Linked DNA regions of Homo sapiens: region 1 is linked to region 2. Evidence: read pairs that join two places in POLR2A ChIA-PET (ENCODE). Cell type or tissue: PC-9. All regions are shown on one strand. Each heading gives the region's core, and the rest is flanking DNA. Links, peaks and the distances in the headings are about the cores only.

The links. ChIA-PET counts read pairs that join two places held together with the same protein. Peaks named below come from ENCODE experiments on the same cell type or tissue, not always from the same donor. Only the 100,000 strongest peaks of a DNase experiment are listed, where the experiment ranks them.
Region 1: POLR2A ChIA-PET joins it to region 2 with 18 read pairs; 1 of 35 experiments calls an interaction of 5 or more read pairs at or near these places.

Annotation. Positions count from the first base shown.
Region 1 is chr15:79,324,555-79,330,555 of GRCh38, forward strand. It overlaps a transcript of TMED3 not described here. Among named protein-coding and RNA genes, the nearest start is that of TMED3, 16 kb to the left of the region's middle. RefSeq lists enhancers at 3,729-4,669, 4,177-5,376, 4,670-5,609. In PC-9, for the core only: no CTCF peak of the experiment used is centred there; a DNase peak (open chromatin) is centred at 4,857; H3K27ac peaks cover 1,484 bases.
Region 2 is chr15:78,658,003-78,668,878 of GRCh38, forward strand. It overlaps a transcript of CHRNB4 not described here and the pseudogene RPL18P11. Among named protein-coding and RNA genes, the nearest start is that of CHRNB4, 22 kb to the left of the region's middle. RefSeq lists an enhancer at 2,340-3,539. In PC-9, for the core only: no CTCF peak of the experiment used is centred there; a DNase peak (open chromatin) is centred at 5,369; H3K27ac peaks cover 1,006 bases.

The sequences.
Region 1 (6,001 bases), core at 3,428-5,927, 670 kb after region 2:
ATAGTGATGTAATTTTTTAAAAAGTAATATTTAATATATGGTAGAAATTATCTCCCTTGTAACTATTTAAATTCATGATGAAATATTTTAGATGTCAGCTTTAAAAATGTATGAGGCTTTAGAGTTTCTCAAGTTCTTTTAGGGGATATTTAAGCAAAAGAAATAGGAGAGGCTATTTGCATCTGGATTTTCTGGAGAGACTCGTTGACATCTGGGCAGCATGGTGGAAAAGGGTGTCAGCATTGGCATTTTAGTAGAAAGAGGACTGGGTTGGGGCTGACCTTTCTGGATTTGAATCCAGGTCTGCTATGTGCTACTTGTGCCATCTTGGGTAAGGTACTGAACCTCTCTGAACCTTCATTTCCTCATCTGTAAAATGAGCAGAAGGGAGTATTTTTACTGGCCAGGAACTTCAGGCTTATGCATTGGTAAACAGAATTAGGATTCACCCTGTTTTCAGTAAAATCCCTTTAAATTTGAGGCCTGGGTGGAACTGACAGGTGGAGTTTGAAGGCACATCTGCTAGCTCACATAGGAAACAGAATCTCCCAGGGAAAAGACATAGGACCTCTGACTCTAACTGAGGTTCTGGATTATTATGAGAGATTTTCAGAAATGGTCTAATGGTGTTGGCTTGCTCCATACCATAGATTTTAAGAGACAGTAGAGCTTCTGCGATGAGATTCCCCCATAAAATAATTATGGATCTGCACTGGCAAGCTGGTCTTGGCTCCAAAGACCAAGAGTTGGTTTGTGGTGCTGATTCTGAACCCTTGCGATGCAACTGTCTGGTAGTAAAATGGCTTTGTATGGTAAGAAAGCTTTAATCCTCGAGGCCTAGACAACTTTACTGCAGGGCATTCTCTACAGGATGACTTTAGTGGGGAGGTGATGTTTTCTTTGTTGAAAGATAATTTTCCAAAAAAGGATAAAATCATTAAGTGTTATATAAAATGAACACGTGTATTAGGGTTCTCCAGAGGGACAGAACTAATAGGATATATGTATATATGAAAGGGAGTTTATTAAGGAGAATTGACTCACACGATCACAAGGTGAAGTCCCACGATAGGTCCTCTGCCAGCTGAGGAGCAAGGAAGCCAGTAGAGGCTCAGTCCGAGTCCAAAAACCTCAAATGTAGGGAGGCCAACAGTGCAGCCTTCAGTCTGTGGCCAGAAGCCCAAGAGCCCCCAGCAGACCACTGGTATAAGTCCAAGAATCCAAAGGCCAAAGAACCTGCAGTCTGATGTCCAAGGGCAGGAAACATCCAGCACGGGAGAAAGATGAAAGCCGGAAGACTCAGCAAGCCATCTTATCCCACCTTCTTCCACTTGCTTTGTTCTAGCGCTGCTGGCAGCCGATTGAATGGTGCCCACCCACATTGAGGGTAGGTGGGTCATCCTCTCCCAGTCCATTGAGTCAAATGTTAATCTCCTCTAGCAGCACCTTCACAGACACACCCAGAAACAATACTAGCTATCTAGGCATCTTTCAATCCAATCAAGTTGACACCTCATATTAACCATCATAGCACGTTAGAGGTTTTATTTTATGTACTAATCAATGAAGGAACCAGACAAACATCATAATGATTCAAAAGATAATTCAAAGAACAGACACATTTATACAGAGTTGTAAAACAGCTCGAAGACACTGAACCAGGCTAGAATCAGTAATCCAAAAGGATATGCTATGTGGAGAAAACACAAAGTTGCAAAAATAGCTCAAAGAGGAAACTTAGAATCAAATAGCCCGGAGGGGTGTCCAGAAATGCGTAGTTTATTTTATTAAAACCATTTTTTCCTATAACTTCAAAAGGGGCTCCTGAGCTGTCACAGCCCCTGGGGAGCGGCACTGATTTCTAGTTTAATTAATAGCAAGACCACCTGTTCCATGTTCTCTCTGGTTCTATAAGGACTCATCCCTTGGCCTCTTTATGTCTGGGATGGGAACAACTTTTAGCTATTGCTAGTCTTGGGGCTTTACCTTAACCCTGCCCAACCTTTGTAAATATTTCCTCCTTTAAACTCTCCTCAACTTAAAATAGGGAGGAGGGCGGGAAGAAGGAAGGAACAATCACTTGTTGCAGATTCTAGGTGCTATAGACAGAATATTCTGTTTCTCCCCAGTTAATATGTTGAAATTCTTCCCCACAAGGTGATGGTATTAGGAGGTGGGACATTTGGGAAGTGACAGAGTCCTGTGGGTGGAGCCCTCCTGAATGAGATTAGTGCTCTTATAAAAGAGGCCTGAGGGAAGGCCTCTTTAGTCTGCTTAGTGTTGCGATAAAGGAATACCCAAGTCTGAGTAACTTATAAAGAAAAAATGGTTTATTTGGCTCACTGTTTTGCAGGTGGGGGCATCTGGTGAGGGCCTCAGGGTGCTTCCACTCATGGCAGAAGGCAAAGGGAAGCCAGTGTACAGAGATCACAGGGTGAGACAGGTAGCAAGAGAGAGCGGTGAGGTGCCAGGCCTTGTTTAGCAACCAGCTCTTGTGGGAACTAATAGAGTAAGAGCTCACTCACTACAGCAAGGACAGCATCAAGCCATCCATGAGGGATCTGCCCCCATGGCCCAAACACCTTCCACTAGGCCCCATCTCCAACACTGGTATCAAATTTTAATATGAGGTTGGCAGGACAAACATCCAAACTATAGTGGGTCCCTAGCCCCTTCTGCCACGTGAGGATGCAGTGAGAAGACAGCCATTTATGAACCAGAAATGGGATCTCACCAAACACTAAATCTGCCAATGCCTTAATCTTGGACATCCCAGTCTCCAGAACTGTGAGAAATAAATTTCTGTTATTTATATGTCACCCAATCTGTGGTATTCTGTCATAGTAGCCTAAATGAACTAAAACTCTAGAAAACAGGGATGATTAGAACAAAACTGCAAATACACATATAATCACCCCTGGGTTGGAAAATTCTGGGAAAAGGCTGGATGTTCTTTTAAATGTACAAATGTTCGAGCACAGAGACCTGTGTATTCAGTATATTTCTTCCAGCCCTGCTGTTTGATCCTGTATGCGAATGTGCCTAGCACAATACTGGTCTGAGACAAATACTAATTTCCTTCTTTCTACTCACACGCACCCAAAAAAACACTACTAAATAAACTTGATGTGATGGTATCTGGGAGAGTCTGACCATCTAGATCTATCTATGAGAAAGTATTGTCAGACATTCTTGCTACTTCTTGTTGGAACTGGCAATTCGACAGCTTTTATTTGCTTCTCCCTGGAGTTTCAGTGTTATGTGCTATAGTCATTTGAGGGATGGTTCATTTTATCTGATCACAAGCCTTCTAAAATAAAATAGAAAATAGTTGCTTCCTTGGGGTTAGTTAGGGTGGCAGCACTCAGCCAATGGCCATATCTTTTTCTATGTGTTTGGGGGCTTGTGTAAGAATTCTAAGAGCTACAAAAGTAAATATAATATAGTTATCAACTCCTAAATGACATATAAGTGTTGGAGACTGTTCTGCTCTTCATAGAAAATGAAGCTGCTTCTGCTCAAGCTCTCTAGTGAATGCCAAAGCACGTTACTTTCTCTTGGACTTTGATTCAACAGTGGTTTAAAAAAGTCACCTTTCTTGGTAACTGTATTCATCGCAAAAGGAAAGAAGCACAAGGGAGCCAGTGGGTTGTATGATATAGGAGGAAGAAAAAGTCACGGCTGATCCTCTTAGGATCACCAAGCAGTCTTTTGATGATAATCTGGCTTCTCGTATCACTTGCCTTCGAAAAGAAAATATATTTGAGTTGCATTTTTAATTGTAAAAAAAAATTAAAAACCCCATTTTCCTTTAATTTATAAAGTAATCTTTCAGGCAATTAAAATATTAACTAAAATTTATCTATTCCCCTGACTTCTATGCAAAAAAACTGGGCCTTAAGCAGGTCTAAAGCCTGTGTGGGCTGCACCTGGGACGCGACCTTTGGTTTAGCCATGCTCACAGCCAGCCCCCCAAAATGGGCTGGGTTTGCATTGCACCTGGTGGACAGACATCTGGAAGCTGCAGAACAGTGGAGTAAGTGTATGTGTTGGATGGGGTTGGGGGCAAGGATAAGTTACAAAGACCCCATGTCACCTTCAGGTAGTGACCTGGCAAGGTGACCATCCTCCACATCAAGCCTGGAGAAACCACAGAAGCAAGAGAGAAGCCTGCATCTGAGGAACTCTCTCACACACACAGCTGTGAGAAACTGGAAGAGGGGTCTGTGGAGAGGGGTGGGAGGACACTGTAGCCTGGGGGCAGAGGCCCCTGGAGAGCACTGAGAAGCAAAGTTGGAGGAAAAACATTTCCATTCTGTGCCTGCCTCTCCCATGTGTTGCCTTAAGGCACCCACAGCCGACCCCTTTGCCATGAATTCAGTGGCACAGCCCAGGTTGCTGTTGGCCCTATGGGACAATAGCAGGTAGATCAAAGCCCCTGTCTGGGTGGAATCCAGTCCTCCTTGTCCTCCCCTTTTTAATACCTAGGGGTGGTGGATTAAAAACTAAGGCCACCATTTTATTCCAAAGTGGTTGTTTCTGAGAGTTTAAAGTGAACTTTGAATGAAGTTGTCAAGTATTAGCAAATGGGGATTTTCTTCTGTGATTTTCTCTGTCCAGGGGTTCCCTTCCTTCCCTTAAACTCTCTAAAGAGACAACAACCAGGGCCTGGCCTTTAGCCCTTCTCAATACACATCACCAGACCTCATGGGAGCATGACTCACAGCCCCAAACAGCTAGACTGCAGGGGATACAACAAATGGATACAAAATATCGTTATACCAGAATCACTGGAACATGTTGTAAGGTAAATGGATGTGCTTTGGTCAGGAATAGGCAGAGGCAGACATCCTGGCCAGAGTGACTCAGCAAGTTTAGCACACAGGCGCATAACTCCACTTGTTAAATAGCCTGTTTGTGTAAGCTTGTACTTGGCTCAGAGCCACTATTGTTTGTAAAAGGTATAACTGCCCTGCTGACATTGCACATACAGCTTGTGCCCAGAGAGGGAGAGAGTGTGAAGCTGTTGACCCTGTAAGGCAGAGGTGGCCTGGCAGGCCAGGGAATGCAGCTGTAAGTGTGGGAGCCACAGGAGCCGCAGGAGCCTCAGAGCCGGAGCAGGTAGCGGAGATAAAAGCAGACAGCATGAGAGAGCTGCTGAATAAAACCATATTTCACCTGTCTACAGCCCCCGAATGTTCTTCCTGCTGTCCGCCACCCATCCACCCACTCCCCTTGGACCTCAGCATGGGCTGGAACCTGACACTTGGTGTGACACATGTGGACCACAATTTTTTTAAGCAGCATGATAAATATACTCTACAAGAGAATATTTTAATAATATTTTGCTGTAACAAGAAGTCATAAAAAGAACCAAGTAGAAATGCTATATATGAAAAATATAAAAGTAGAATGTTAAAAATGACAGCAACAGGATGGCTATTTAGAGATGCCCGGTGGTCATTCCCCACCTCCTCGCCTCACCACACCCCAAGAAAGGCAATGACTAAACAGCTAAGGTTTAACTAACATCATATTGAACAGTGAAAAGCTGAACGCTTTTTCTCTAAGAACTGGAACAGGACAAGGATGCCCACTCTTAACCACTCTTATTCAACATAGTACTGGAAGTCCTAGCCAGAGCAATTAGGTAAGATAAAGAAATAAAGGTCATTCAAGGAGCAATTCAAATTGTCCTTGTTTGTAAATGACATGGTCTTATTCCTAGCAAAACCTAAAGACTCCACCAGAAAACTATTAAAATTGACAAATTCAGTAAAGTTGCGGGATGCAAAATCAACATACAAAACACAGTAACATTTATATATACAAACTACAACCTAGCTGAAAAAGAAGTCAAGAAGGCAATCCCATTTATAATATCTATAAAATAAATAAAATACCTAGGTATAAATTTAACCAAGGATGTGAAAAATCTCTACAAGGAAAACTGCAAATCACTGATGAAAGAAATTGAAGACGATACAGTAATTGGAAAAAA
Region 2 (10,876 bases), core at 3,948-6,447:
CTCACAATGACTGTCTCTTGTTTCTCTTTTTTTTTTTTTTTTTTTTTTGAGAAGGAGTCTCACTGTTGCCCAGGCTGGAGTACAGTGGCATGATCTCAGCTCACTGCAATCTCTGCCTCCTGGGTTCAAGATATTTTCCTGTCTCAGCCTCCCGAGTAGCTGAGATTACAGGTGCCTGCCACCATGCCTGGCTAATTTTTGTATTTTTAGTAGAGATGGGGTTTCACCATGTTGGCCAGGCTGGTCTTGAACTCCTGACCTCAGGTGATCCACTCACCTTGGCCTTCCCAAGTGCTGGGATTACAGGTGTGAGCCACCACGCCTAGCCTCTTGTTTATTTCTATATCACCTGGGCCTTGGCTCAGTCCTAGAACGCAGAGATAATAAATGTTTGAATGAATGAATGAATGAAATAACTCCATTGTCTAAGTACTATTTGTCCCTTTTTATAGATAAGAAATCTGGGGCTCAGAGACTGCCCTCCCTAGGAAGCAGCAACAACCGGGGGACAAACCCAGTCCTCTTGGTCCCCAGATCAGTGATTCCTCTACTGCATCAAGAAAGTTGTAATTACTTGCCCTTGGTGTCTTGGAAAAAAAGAAAAAAGAAAGTTGTAATAACTAAGTACAGATTTCATTTCATCTTCTTTCCAACTAATAGTTCTTAAGTGCTTCCTGCATACCAGGATGAAGCTATCAATGTCCTCTTGAAAGCACAGCTACAAGATTTTGAAGAGGGGGAAAAAAAAGCCTTTCTGCTAGGCCCTGACCTGAACCAATTCTTGGTTATCTAAAGCAGTGGCCTCCAAATAAAAATTCCCAAGACCCTCCCCCAGAAATTCTAATTCATGCATCTGAAGGAGAGGAGATGCCTGAAAACCTCTGTTATAAACACTGCTCTGGGCTGATGTGGTATATAGGCCAGCTGCTGCACACAGTTCAGCAGGAAGGCAGCAGAAAGGAGGGTGAAGAGTAAGCATCTTTATTACTTTATTCACATACATTAACTGAGCATGTACTATGTCCCAGTCACTGTTCTAAGTCCTAGGGATACAGTAGTGGACAAAACAAAATCCTTATTCTCCCTCATTCTATGGGTGGTGGGGGTGTAAGATGGGGAGACAATGACCAAGTAAAGAAATAGGGCCAGGTGAGGGTGGCTCATGCCTGGAGTCCCAGCACTTTGGGAGCCTGAAGCAGGTGGGTCATTTCAGCCCAGGAGTTTGAGACCAGCCTGGGCAACATGGTTAAACCCCATCTCTTCCAAAACAAACAAACAAACGCTAGCTGGGTATGATGGTTCATGCCTGTAGTCCCAGCTACTCAGGAGGCTGAGGTGGGAGGATCACTTGAGACTGGGAGGCAGAGGTGAGCTGAGGTCACGCCACTGCACTCCAGCCTGGGCAACAGAGAAAGACCGTGTCTCAAAAAGAAAGAAAGAAAAAGAAACATACAGGATAACTGCTGCTTGTGGTGGTGAAGGCTCTAGAGAAAACAAAACAGAGTGATGTGCTGCAGGGTGACAGAGAAGGGGTACCCTAGCTCTCTGAGGAGGTGACATTTGAGACCTGAATGACCAGAAGGAACCAACCCTACTCTGGGAGAAGAATATTATAGGCAGACAGAGTAGGAGATGGCAAAGTCACAGAGGGACAGTCTTGGCATGTGAGGCTGATGTTGTGTGAACAAGGAGAACAGCCTAAAATATGGTTAGACAGAGATAGTGAGGCAGGAATCATCATTTAAGGTCTTCAAATTAGGAAAAGGGTTTAGTTTCTTCTGGAGAGTTTTAAGCAGGGAGTGATGTGACATGATTGCTTTAATTGGCTTGTTTTAGCTGCTGGATGAAGACAAGAGTCTAGGGGTTCAATGTGGGAGCAGGGAACCAGTGAGGAGGCTCACAGGAGTCCAAGCTAGAGATGATGATGGGTGCGGTGGCTCATGCCTGTAATCCCAGCAGTTTGGGAGGGTGAGGCAGGTGGATCACTTGAGGCCAGGAGTTCAAGACCAGCCTGGCCAACATGGTGAAACCCCTTCTCTACTAATAATACAAAAATTAGCCAGGCGTGTTGGTGTGCACCTGTAATCCCAGCTACTCAGGAGGCTAAGGCAGAAAAATTGCTTGAACCTGGAAGGCAGAAGCTGTAGTGAGTCGAGATCACGCCACTGCACTCCAGCCTGAGCAACAGAGCAAGACTCCGTCTTAAAAAAAAAAAAAAAGTGAATATAAATATGACTACAAAACTGCCTGTGAGCTGCTACTCTGGGCACACTGCCTATGGGGTAGCCCTGTCCCACAAGGAGCAGTCCCTCTGCTGTTGCAGTACACTGCAGCTTCAATAAAAGTTGCTAACAGCACTGGCTCACCCTTAAATTGTTTCCTGGGAGAAGCCAAAAACCCTCCTGGGCTAAGCCCCGATTCTGGGGCTCACCTGCCCTGCATCAATATTCTCCTTTCTAGTAAAAACCTACTATGACGTGGCACTCTTCTGGACATTTGATAAACTTACCTCTGCTTTCCCATCAGGTCTGTGAGGTGGTGTAGTTCTTGCCATTTGACAGGTAAGTCGGCAGAGGCTCATAGAGGGCCCCACGTCACAGTCCCTGTAAGGGTCAGTGCGACGACTGGAACCCAAGTGTGTGTCACACTGACCTCATGCTTGTCCATCACTCCACACAGCCTTCGATGCAGGAAATAGGCTGGTTTCTGATGCACCTGGTGTCTGAGAGAAGCTTTGGTTCTTTCACTTTTCAGCTTTGCCCTGGCCTGGGCCCAGGCCCTACTCCCGAGGTCAGGCTTGTCCCAAGAGAGGCGGGGCTAGGGTGGGTAATTATCTCAGCGGTTGCTGTGAGCTCCATCCAGCTCAGGTGAGTCTTGGGATCCTGGCTTCTCAAACTTTCACGTGCACACAATTGCCTGGGGATTTGATTGAAACGCAGTTTCTGACTCAGCAGGACAAGGGTGGGGTCCACATTTCTTTCTTTCCTCTCTTTCTCTCTTCTTCCAAAATCTTTTTAATAAGAGGGTAGGCGCCAGGGTTAGTTTTTGTAGTCTCGGCTGGCCCTTTGACCTCTGGCGCGCTTGAACTTCCGGCCCTTGGAGCGGACGTAGGCTTTGGTGTGGCTGTGCGGCGTTCCTGGGGCCTTGCCGAAATGCCGGTACACCTCTTGGCCCTTGAGAGAACCAAAGAGCGGAATGGTGCTGCTGCCCTTGGGGGAGTCCAGGGCCAGCTGGTCAAAAGTGAGGATCTTGCCCCCTGCCCCGCCCTGAGGATGCGGCGGCAGCCCGGCTGGTCACACACAGTGCACACACCTTCAGGTTGAGAACCTCCTGAACCCGCACATCATCCATTATGGTCCCCAAGACCACGGCCATTTTGTTTTCCCGGCCAGGAAGCTTCATCTTCCGGATCATCTGAGCAACAGAGTGACCGGTTGGTGCGACTCATAAACAGCCTCTTCAGTACAACCTGGTTGAATATGGAGTTGATTTGTCTGGCCAGAAAGCTGTACAGCTTGACCAACAGCCTCAGGTAGATATCCCGGCTCTTGGGCTCCTTGCGCGGAACGTTTTTTGGTCCTTGTTGGGGCGGATGTCAACTCCCATGATGGCGCCTCCTGCTCGGCCAGTTCCGGAAAGCCAGGTTTCTAATTTCTAACAAGCCCCGGGTGATGTTGTTACCAAGGTCCACCTGCCACAGTTTATAGAGGGCCGTGGAGGTGGGAGTGGGGTGGGGTAGGCAGAGGAGAGAAACAGGAGGTTGCAGTTGGGACAGCTGTGCTCATCCTCACTTGTAACTGACTCTCGTAAATTGTCATTTAACTTCTCAACACCCACCCTCCTCCCTCATCAATATGATAAAGAAAGAACATCAGAACATCTGTGTTCTTGGTCTCCCAGGAAAGCCCACCCAGTCAGGACCCCAGGATGTGGCAGGCAAGTCCCTCCCTCCCCCTGAAGCCCCAGTGACTCCAGCTCTAGGTGCTTATGCTGGGGTGGGGGCAGGACACTGTGAATCTGCAGCTGCTCCCCACATTGTTGAGGGGAGCGCATAGTATGTGGGGAGAGGTGAGGAGAGGACTTTCCTCTTCCTAGAACTTCTGGTCTGGTCCCCAGGGCACAGGTGTTAATGAAGAAGGAGGAATGGCCTCTTCCTAATGGGCCTTTCAAGGCCTGCCAGAGCCAGCAGGGTGGGCAGGGGACAGGGAGGAACTTGTGCTTCCCGGCAGGGACAGGAACCCGCTGGATGCACCGCTTTGACCTTGGCTCATTGTAAACATGCTCTAATGTGGGGCGTTGAAGCCAAGAGATGGGACAATTATCATTGCAAGGGAAGTTATCTTAAAGTTAATTTATAAATTCCAGTCAAGGTCCTAAAGGAATTGTTAGAAGGGAGGGTGGTAGTGAACTTGGTAAATTCACTTTAAAATCACTGGTAAATGGAGAGAAAAATCAAGTAAATACTGAAAGAAAAAAAGAATGTAGGGGGCTATAACAGTTATAAAAGATATACCAATGTCATGTAGTAGAAAGCCCAGAAGTCCCACGTATACTTTAAATATTTAGCAAATGACACATTTGGCATTTCAAAATGGAGAGGAAATAAATATGGCTGAAAAAATTAAGGATTTGATCTTTCTTCAAACCGCATGCTAACATAAATTCCAAATGGGACAAATAGTTAAATATAAACAAGGAAAATAGAATGAAATAGAAGAAAACATTTATATAATGTCAACGTGAGGGAGGCCATCCTAAGTTTAACATGGAAATAGAAACCATAAAGGAAAGATTGGAAACGTGACTGCAAAAAGATTTATGATATAAAAATGTCATAAAATTAATAAGCAAATAAATCAGGAGAATTTAATGTATGTCAGACAGGGAGTTAATATCGGTACAAATCAATAGGAAAAAGACATATTCCCAATAGGAATGGGCACAGGGCATGAATATGTAGTTTAAAAATAAGTAGATATGGCTGGGCGTGGTGGCTCATGCCTGTAATCCCAGCACTTTGGGGGGCTGAGGTGGGCAGACCACCTGAGGTCAGGAGTTCAAGGCCAGCCTGGCCAACATGGTGAAACCCCATCTCTACTAAAAATAGAAAACTTAGCCAGGCATGGTGGCAGGCACCTGTAGTCCCAGCTACTCAGGAGGCTGAGGCAGGACAATCTCTTGAACCTGGGAGGCGGAGGTTGCAGTGAGCCGAGATCACGCCACTGCACTCCAGCCTGGGTGACAGAGCAAGACTCTATCTCAAAAAATAAAAAAGTAGAAATGACCAGTAAATATATGAAACAACTGTAACCATGAGAACAATAAAAGAAATGTGGCCAAACGCAGTGACTCACGCCTGTAATCCCAGCACTTTGGGAGGCCGAGGTATGAGGATTGCTTGGAGCTAGCAGTCCAGCACCAGCCTGGGCGGCAAAGTGAAACCCCATACCTACAAAAAAAAAAAAAAAAATTTTTTTTTTTTTGAGACAGTTTCACTCTGTCACCCAGGCTAGAGTGCAGTGCCGCGATCATGGCTCACTGAAACCTCTGCCTCCCAGGCTCAAGCGATCCTTCTGCCTCAGCCTCCCAGGTAGCTGGGACTACAGGTGCACATCACCACAACCAGCTAATTTTTGTATTTTGTGTATTCACCATGTGGTTCGTGCTGGTCTTAAAGTTCTGGACTTAAGCTGCCTGCCTCAGCCTTTCAAAGGGTTTGGATTACAGGCATGAGCCACTGCAACAACAACAACAAAAAACTCTCAAGTTTTTTTTATTTTTTTTAATTAGCTGGGCATGGTGATGCACACCTGTAGTTCCAGCTACTCCAGAGACTGAGGCAGAAAGATTGCCTGAATCCAGGCTTCAGTGAGCTATGATTGAGACACTGCATTCCTGCCTGGGTGACCAAGCGAGACCCTGTCTTAAAAAGGGAGGAGGAAGAGGAGGAGAGGACTAAAACCACAAGACACCTCTTTTTCCTGCTGAATTGGCAGAGATAAAAAAGATATAATGACAGCTGGACAGGGAAGAGTTTGAGTAAACAGACACTTATCCACTGCTGGGGCTGTAAACTGGAACAACTGTTCTGTAGGGCCAAAGCCCTAAAAATGCCCCATCTGTTTGTACCAGAACTTTTATTTCTAGAAATAGATCCTGAAGAAATAATCAGATGTGCAAAATGAATGCATCAATATGCATCACAGTCGCACTCACACATGGAATATTGAAACTGCCTAAATGTGCACCCATGAATCCAAACAACTTTCTTCTTGCTCACCCATCAGTCACCCAAGTCCTTCAGTCAAGTTTTAAAAACCAAAGCACCTGTGATTTAGCCTAAGGAGCTTTGCCCCCTTGTGCTGCACAGGGCAGGGCCAGATTGAGCTCTTTGCAGTGGAGCAGAAAGTCCCATCCAGCACTAGAGAAGTGAGTAGCTACTGAGGATTTAACTTGTGCTTTGTTTCTTGGTGTCCAGAAGGAATAGAAAGCATTTTCTGTCTCCCTAGGGACCTGTTTTTGTCTCTAAAACCTGGCTTCTTACCACTCTTGGGCCCTCAAAGCCTGACATGGTTGGATCCACCCCTCACCTCCTCCCCTGCTCACCACCTAGGAAGCCTCTTCTTAGCTCCAGCCACGCAGGTCTTCTTTCAGCTCTTCAAACTCATCATGCCCTCTCTGGCCACACAGTCTTTGCACATGCTGTTCCCTTTGCCCAGAACTTCTCCCATTCTCTCCTGCCTGGTTACTTCTGAACTTGAACGTCCCTGTCTCAGGAGGCTATCCTTGGCCTAAGTTTTTATAGGTTCCTTTTGCGCTCTGCATTCTACCTACAATTTCACATTAATTTATGCAAGTGTTTTGTTTCTGTCTCTCTCTCCCAAGATTCTCAGCACCATGTGGCAGTTGTATGTAGCTCCAGTATCCACACGGTGCATGACACATGGCTGGGCTTCAACACGGCTAACCCATGGCTCTAGGAGATTTTCTTTTATTATTTCTTTGGTAACCCCTTGCCCTTTGTTTTCTCTGTTCTCTTTCTGGAGTGTCAACTGGTTGGTTGAACTTGAATCAGTCCTTGAAGTATTTTATTTCTCCTCTTGTATTTTTTTTTCTTTTTTATGTTTTGTCTGCATTCTAGACATTCCATCAATTTTATTTTCCAAGCCATCTAGCAAGTTTTATTTTGGTAACCATATTTTTAATTGTAAAAAGTTACTTCTTTTTTGAGATGGAGTCTCACTCTGTCGCCTAGGTTGGAGTGCAGTGGCGTGATCTCAGCTCACTGCAACCTCTGCCTCCCAGGTCCAAGCGGTTCTTGTGCCTCAGCCTCCCGTGTAGCTGGGATTACAGGCACACCACTGCATCTGGCTAATTTTTGCATTTTTGGTAGAGACGGGGTTTCACCATGTTGGCCTGGCTGGTCTCAAACTCCTGACCTCAGGTGATCTGCTCACCTCGGCCTCCCAAAGTGCTGGGAGTACAGGCATGAGCCACTGTGCCTGGCCAAAAAGTTACTTCTTTTATGTTTGCACACACATGTTCACAGCAGCATTATTCACAATAGCCAAAAGGTGGAAACAACTCAAGTGTCCATAGACAGATGAATGGATAAACAAAATTTGGTATATCCATACAATGGACTATTATTCAGCCTTAAAAAGGAAGGTAATTCTGACACATGCTACATTAGTGAACCTTGAAGACATTATGCATGTGAAGTAAGCCAGTAACAAAGGACAATTATTGTATGATTTCACTCATATGAGATACTTAGAGTAGTCAAATTCATGGAGACAGAAAGTAGAATGGTGGTTGCCAGGATCGGGGCCAGCCAGGGATGGGGAATTTTTGCTTCATGGGTACAGAGTTTCAGTTTTGCAAGATAAAAAAGTGTTCTGGAGATGGTTGTTGATGACGGTTTTAGAACAATGTGAATATCCTTAATGCCACTGATGTGGTTAGACTTTGTGTCCCCACTCAATCTCATCTTGAATTATAATCCCCAGGTGTTTAGGAAAAGACCTGGTGGGCAGTGACTGGAGTATGGGGGCAGTTTTCCCTATGGGGGCAGTTTTCCCCATGCTGTTCTCTTAATAGTGAATGACTTCTCACCCGATCTGATGGTTTTATAACTGGTAGTTTTTCCTGCACTGACGCATACTCTCTCCTGCCCTCACGTGAAGAAGGTTCTTGCTTCCCCTTCTCCTGCCATGATTGAAGTTTCCTGAGGCCTCCCCAGCCATGTGTAACTGTGAGTCAATTTAACCTCTTTCCTTTGTAAATTACCTAGTTTCGGGTAGTATCTTTATAGCAGCGTGAAAACAGACTAATACAGCCACGGAACTGTACATTTAAAAAAGGTTAAAATGGTGAATTTTATATTATGTATTTGCCACAATCTTTAAAAAGATAATTGTTTCTCTGTTCCTTTTTTTTTTAATATCTTGGGTGTGTTTTTTTTAAGTTGTATTTCCTTGAGCTTTCCTGAGAATACACGTTTTCTTTATTTCTTTTTAATCTTTTATTCTCTGAAGGTTCTCTAAGGACTTCTTTGGCTCTTTCTCCTTCACTTTGGAAGCTTTTCTAAAATATATGGGGCTACCTGGTGTCCTTCCATATCTAAAGGAACTTTGTGCACAGGCCAAAGGGGGTTATGTGCACGCGGGCAGAGCTTAGAGTGGGAACCAGTCATTACACTCATGGACCCCTAAATGCCGCCATAAGGGGGCTTCCTCAAGGGTGCCGACCACTACACTAGCAGCACCTATCTCACCAGGCAGTATACACAGTTCTCTTTAGAGACAGTCTCTGATTTTTTTCCTTGGGGTAAGTGCCTGGCTGAACCCATGACTTGGGGGAAAGGGCATTAACTGTCCCTACCTGGATCTTCGTTTATTCTGCCTGTTCCAGCCCCATTTTCACTTTGCCCTCTGTGATACCTGCGCTGGAGCCTGGAGGCTCCCTCAGGTTCTCATAGGCAGATGGCTCAGCCCCGCTGCACCCCAGCCCCTCTAATCTACCCCACAGGTCTCTAACTCCTTTTCATTTTCCAGATGAAATCACTTGTCTGCTAATGACTAACGACTTTCTTCCATCCTCTTTGTTTCTTTTTTTCTTTTTTTTTTTTTTTTTTTTTTGGTTGAGGAAGAGTCTTGCTGTGTCGCCCAGACTGGAGTGCAATGGTGCAATCTCTGCTCACTATAACCTCCGCCTCCCGGGTTCAAGCAATTCTTCTGCCTCAGCCTCCAGAGTAGATGGGATTATAGGCACACACCACCATGCCCAGCTAATTTTTGTATTTTTAGTAGAGATGGGGTTTCGCCATGTTGGCCAGGCCGGTCTCAAACTCCTGACCTCAGGTGATCTGCTCACCTCGGCCTCCCAAAGTGCTGGGATTACAGGTGTGAGCCACCGCATTCAGCCTGTCATGTTTGTTGTTGTGGCTTAGACTGTTTAAAACACTGGTCCATCAGTTGAATGGAAGGAGAGGATATAAATGTGCCTTCTCAGTCCCCATCTTGAATCCCATTCATTCCCACAGCTGCTGCCCTAACTCAGCCTCATTTTTCTACCTGAGATATTGTGGCTCTGCCACCTCCAGCCCCTTCGTCCCCAGCACATGCTGCGACAGCCAGGGTGACCTTCCAAAAGCAGGAATCTGAGTGTAGATCCCTGTTTGAACTCCTCAGTTGACCTTTAGAACCAGCAGGATCAAATCTTCCATGACATTCAAGGCCTTTCGTGAGCTGGACTCTGCCTGTATCTCTAGCCTCATCTCTTTGTAGTTTCTCAGTGAGCTGTGCTCTTAGATGCCTCCTAATGTTAGCTCATGCTGGCCCCTGGCCTGGAACACTCTTTTCCCCCTTCTATTCTTAGATGGCTTGAATCCGTCTGCTGGAGGAAGGAATACTTATGCCCCTACTCTTGTTTTTTCCTTGCACGTGGAGGGAAATCATCAGGGTAACTCTCCTGGACTCCCATTTCCGCACCACCCACCTCCCTGCAGGAGCTCCAGCATTGCCTCCTCCAGACAGCCCTGTGTGATTGTCCAGTCTGGGGCAGGTTCCTCTTCTGTCCTTTACAGTCTCCGATATACTTAACACACTAAATGGCCAGGGCCTGAAGAGAGGCAGAGCAGAACAAGTCATGTTTGGTGGCTCCTATCTGCACAGCCCACATCCACGTCTTGGGGTACAGCAGGAATCTAAGCCCCTCTGGCTAAGCTGTTCCCATGCCATTCAGCATGGAGGCAGCAGTGCCTGTCACTAGGCAGGAGCTAAGTTCTGCATCCTCCTGGCTTACTCCCTCCCTCCTCTACTAGTTTTGGTTACCGGGATTCCTTCATAGCAGCCTCCCTCTCAGGTTAGCCTTTGTCCCCAATCCAGATGCCTATAGAGTCACATCACCATGGGAGGGTATGATTATGATTCCCCAAAACTGACCCTGCCCTAGAAGCCAAGTGAATTGTGCAGTATGAGTCCTGAAGCTCCTTTTGGGTTCACTCTCCAACTAACTCCATGTCTTTTTTAGGGAATGGTTTTTGTGACCTTGTCTGTAAGCGCTGGAGGTGTACGCATGCCTGATAGAAAGGTGCACAGAACCCATTTGTGTAGAAGCTTAAGGAGAAAAGAACCGGGCCAGGCACGGTGGCTCACCCCTGTAATCCCGGCACTCTGGAAGGCCGAGATGGGCAGATCACAAGGTCAGGAGTTCGAGACCAGCCTGGCCAACATGGCGAAACCCTGTGTCTGCTAAAAATACAAAATTTAGCCAGGCATGATGGTGGGTGCCTGTAATCCCAGCTACTTGGGAGGCTGAGGCAGGAGAATCACATGAAACTGGGAGGTGGAGGTTGCAGTGAGCTGAGATTGTG